2 separate regions of the Homo sapiens genome follow, and region 2 is linked to region 1. The links are chromatin loops, found by intact Hi-C in ENCODE. Cell type or tissue: A673. All regions are shown on one strand.

What was found. Peaks named below come from ENCODE experiments on the same cell type or tissue, not always from the same donor. Only the 100,000 strongest peaks of a DNase experiment are listed, where the experiment ranks them.
Region 2: it touches region 1 in a loop (2.2-fold over the local background); 2 of 110 quality-filtered maps call a loop at or near these places.

The regions. Positions count from the first base shown.
Region 1 is chr16:9,159,090-9,161,589 of GRCh38, forward strand. No RefSeq gene overlaps it. Among named protein-coding and RNA genes, the nearest start is that of HAPSTR1, 69 kb to the left of the region's middle. In A673, a CTCF peak has its summit at 1,194 (motif pointing right); a DNase peak (open chromatin) is centred at 1,202.
Region 2 is chr16:9,310,487-9,312,986 of GRCh38, forward strand. No RefSeq gene overlaps it. Among named protein-coding and RNA genes, the nearest start is that of LINC02177, 44 kb to the right of the region's middle. RefSeq lists an enhancer at 700-1,201. In A673, no CTCF peak of the experiment used is centred here; a DNase peak (open chromatin) is centred at 1,005.

The DNA of each region.
Region 1 (2,500 bases):
ATTTTTTTATTTTTTATTTTTTATTTCAGATAGAGTTTCGCTCTTGTTGCCCAGGCTGGAGTGCAATGGTGCGATCTCGTCTTACAGCAACCTCCGTCTTCCTGGTTCAAGCGATTCTCCTGCCTCAGCCTACTGAGTAGCTGGGATTACAGGCCGGCTCCACCATGCCTGGCTAATTTGGTATTTTTAGTAGAGATGGGGTTTCTCCATGTTGGTCAGGCTGGTCTTGAACTCCCGACCTCGGCCTCCCAAAGTGTTGGGATTACTGGTGTGAGCCACCATACCTGACCCATACATAAAGTTTTATTGGAATACAGCCACATTCATCATTGACATATCATCTACAGCTGCTTTCTAGATACAAGAGCAGAGTTGAGTCATTTGGACAGAGACTGCATGGCGCACGAAATGAAAAATATTCACTCTCCTTTTACAGAAGTATGCTGATCCCTGGTCTACCAGAAGAAAAAGGAGACTTCAGAGACAACTGGAGGCCGGGCACTGTGGCTCACGCCTGTAATTCCAGCACTTTGGGAGGCCAAGGTGGGAGGATCCTTTGAGGCTAGGAGTTTGAGACCAGCCTGGGCAACAGAATGAGATCCTGTCTCTACAAAAAAGTAAAAACAAAAACGCACTTTATATATGGACATCGAGAGTTGAATTTTGTATACTTTTCACGTGTTACAGAATATTATTCTTTTTTGGGGGGGGAGACAAGATCTCACTCTGTGGCCCAGGCTGGAGTACCAGTGGCACCATCATAGCAGCCTCCACCTCCCATGCTCAAGCAAACTTCCCTCCTTGGCCTCCCTAGTAGTTGTGTCTACAGTTGAGTGCCATCACTCCTGGCTAATTTTTTCATTTTTTGTGGAGGTGGGGTCTTGCTATGTTGCCCAGGCTGGTCTTGAACTCCTGGACTCATACACAGCCAGACTCCTTGCAGCACCCAGGGAACATTTGGTGAACGACCGGGATACTGAAGGTCTCTCTCTCAGAAATACAATTGTGGGAATTAGTGGAGAATATGAATGTGAATGGGCAGGCATAGTGCAGATACTGAAGGTAGTTTTGGAAAGGCTGGCTCATCTTCCAGGGGAACTTGAATCTTTCAAGAGGAGGCGGGGAGACTACGAGTCAGAGAGACCGGAGACTTTGAAGTTCCTGCATTCCCAGCTGCGTTCACTTCTCAGCCATTACCAATTCAGCCAGCAGGGGGCAGCAGGGGATCGCCGTCCTCGGGGAGTCTCAGGACCCAGGTAGCCTCGCCTGCTGCCGCCCAGACAGGAGACAGGAGATGCTGGGAGATGGCCCAGATGACCTCCGAGTGTCTTTGCTGCTGCTTAAATCCCTGTTCGTTTTTGCAGAGGAAGGTAGGGGGATGAGCCGCCTGGAGTCAGCCGGGGGCTCATATTCCCAGAAAGGGAGTGGCTTCCTTTCTCTCAGGAGATGGAAGAAAATGAAAACTCAGCCAGTGCTGCAGGTAGCTGTCACCCTGGCGTTTCAGTGTGTTCTATTTATCCTTCTTTTTGGTTAGTACGTATGTGTTTATAGAGGGATTCATGGGGGCGGGGGCAAGCCAGGGCATTCTTTAATTCAACGCAGACTCATTAAGCACATTGGCAAATACCAGGCAGAAAGAAAATGGTCACGTGGGCCGGGAGCGGTGGCTCACACCTGTAATCCTAGCACTTAGGGAGGCCGAGGCAGGTGGATCACCTGAGATCAGGAGTTCGAGACCAGCCTGGCCAACATGGCGAAACCCCATTTCTACTAAAATGACAGAAATTAGCCGAGCGTGGTGGTGCACGCCTGTGATCCCTGCTACTTGGGAGGCTGAGGCAGAAGAATCGCTTGAACCCAGGAAGTGGAGGTTGCAGTGAGCCGAGATCATGCCACTGCACTCCAGCCTGGGCAACAGAGTGAGACTCCGTCTCAAAAAAAAAAAAAAAAAAAAAAGAAAATTGTCACATGGATCTAGGCTAGGACACTGAGAACCCACAAATGACACCCTCTTAGCCTTTAAAACCTCAAAGGAAGCCGAGAGGCGAGGCTGCCTGACTGCCTCTACGGCTGCCTACGTGGTCTTGGGTGGTGATAAACGTGGTCAGCTCCATGATGCTTAGTGTCCCTCTCTGCAAAACGGGGATGAAAGAAAAGATAACGGACAGGTCCACGTGAGGGTGGTGTTTCTAAAGCACGGTCCCCAGACCACCAACATCAGCGTCTTAGAAAGGCACACTGTGGGGTTGGGGGGCAAGCAACTGGCCCCTAACAAGCCCTCCAGTTGGGTCTCATGGATTATTATTAATATTTTTTGAGACAGGATCTTGCTTTGTTGCCTAGGCTGAAGTCCAGTGGCACAATGACAGCTCATGCAACCTCGACCTCCTGGGCTCAAGCCATCCTCCCGCCTCAGCCTCCTGAGTAGCTGGGACTGCAGGTGTGCACCACCACGCCTGCCTAATTTTTAATTTTTTTTTTTTTTTTTTACAGATGGGGT
Region 2 (2,500 bases), 150 kb after region 1:
AGGATCGTGATGAAAATCAGAGTAGCTCCCTCCTTCCATCCGCAGCACTGGGCTCAGAGCTTTGCATGGAGCATTTGAGTCCAGGCCTGAGACTCCCACAAGCATTAGTCTCATTAAACTGCCCAGTTTACAATAGAGGGAGCTGAGGCTCAGAGAGGTTAAGTAACATGCCTGAGGGCACACAGCTGGTGAGGGACAGAGTCAGGATTTGAATCTAGAAGCCCAACTCCTGGGAGTTAGAAAAGCCAGCAGCTAGGTGCTACTGGCTCCCAACTTGTTTTTTTCCAGAATCTAACATGGGAGTGACAGGCAGGGCTGGGCCAGGGTGGAAAGAGTACCACTGCTTGATGAGGGTATTAACATACGCAAAGGCATCTCTTTTTGATGACTTTGTGTCTGGGTCCTCTGGGCTTATTGTTACATGATCTCTCCAGCACATTTTAATCAAATATTATGGTTGTGTGATCATAAGAAGGTCAGCTCACCTGTCTTGGCCTTGCTTTCCCTATCCCTTAAATGGAATGATGTCACCCTCCCTCGATGGTCAGAGGGTTAGTAACATGATGGATGTAAAGGACCTGCTGGTCAAGGTATTATGTTAGCAGCTGAAGAATATGCTCAGTGAATGTCTGTACTCCCTGTGCCTGTGCTCCACTAGACCCTGACTCTCCAAACTCTCCTGCCTTGTATGTGTCTAAGATAGCTTGGGCATAGTTAGGGTTTCAACATTTGGAAGGTGTCATATTTGAGCAGCAAGACCTGTGCCCAGGTTGTCTCCAGTCCTGACTGTAGCCTGTGTTGTCAAGGAGAAAGATTCAGGGGCCCTGTCAATCTTTCTAGCAGGAAAGAAAAAAATCCTTAAGACAGCAGGGCCGTAGACAGGGCAGGCAGGATGATGGGCAGCTGCAGAAGCCAGCTGGCTCTGCAGCCAGTCTGTGAGGCAGCAGCTACAGCTTCCTAATGTTAAGGAGGCCCGGCTTCCTGGAGTGCCACTGCGCATTGCAGCAAGTCATGACTAACAAAGCTGTCAGGGGGAAGGGCTTGTTTCCCCCAGCGCACATGTCTCACCAGCTCAAGACTTGTCACTACAGTTATGCCTTTGCTCTAGGCACATGGCCTCTGAAACACCCTCAGGAACCCCCAGGCAAGGAATATACAATATCCATGTCTCTGGGAGTTGGGTGAGGGTGCATTAGGCCAGTATGTGGAGCAGCTGGGGTGCAGGAAAGAGAACAGAAACTTGGAGACTGACTCCAAGCAGCTTAAAGCTGTCTGGCCTCAGCTTTCTCACCTGTAAAATGGGACCAAACACTTTGATTCACAGAGGCAGTGTTATAGAGGGCAAGAGCCTGGCACGTCTGAATTTGTATCTTGGCTCAGCCACTTGGAAGCTGTGCACCCCTGGGAAAATTCCTTCACCTTTCTGAACCTCAGGTTGTTTTTCTGTAAAAAGGGGTCTAATGATGGCACCTAGACCTCATAGAGTTGTTGTGCACATTAAAATAATTAAAATAATGTGTGTAAAATGCTTAGCCTATTGCATGGCAAACAATAAATATTTTTTCCTCTTATTCATGAAGTTGTTCATTTATTCCTTCCAGGCACTGGGAAGGGGCTGGGGATGCAAAAGCAAAAAGATCAACAAGAGTTGAACAGACATTTCAAGAGTTTTTGGGAGAATTAGCTGAGAAATGCATGTGAAGGACCTGGCTCCTGTGCTCAGGAAGCCCTAAGGGTCAGTTGAGGCAAGTCCCTGTATGCTCATCCATTCCTGTCCCCTGAAAAACTAATAATAATGAGATCTGTGCCAGGGATTGTTAGAAATGTTAATTCACTTAATTTTATGATATAGAAGGTGTTATTATCCTCATTTTGTAGATGAAGAAACTGGGTCACAGGGAAGTTAAGTAACTTGCCCAGGGTTACAGAGCTGTTGGATGGTGGAGCCAGGATTATAAAGCAGGTAATCTGGTTCCCAGGTCCTTGCTTTTCACTCCTCCACCAGACAGCTTCTTAGGATGGCAGGCTGGGCTCTTGACCTTGCTTTCCATGCCCATCTCCTATCCACTGGCTGCAAGGTCCATGCTGCCCCCAGATTGAAGCCTTAAGAGATGCCTTCTCCAACTTGAGTCAGCTCAGCTCAGCTCAGCTCAGCTCAATTCAGCTCAGCTCAACTCAATTCAGCTCAGCTGAACTCGGCTCAGCTCAGCTCAACTCACCTCAGCTTAACTCAACTCATTTCAGGTAAGCTCAGCTCAGCTCAACTCAACTCAGCTCAGCTAAGCTCAGTTCAACTCAGTTCAGCTCAGCTCAACTCAACTCAGCTTAGCTCAGCTCAACTCAACTCAATTCAGCTCAGCTAAGCTCAGCTCAACTCAGTTCAGCTCAGCTCAACTCAATTCTGCTCAACTCAACTCAATTTATCTCAGCTCAGCTCAGTTCAGCTCAGCTCAACTCAACTCAGCTTAGCTCAGCCCAACTCAATTCAACTCAGCTAAGC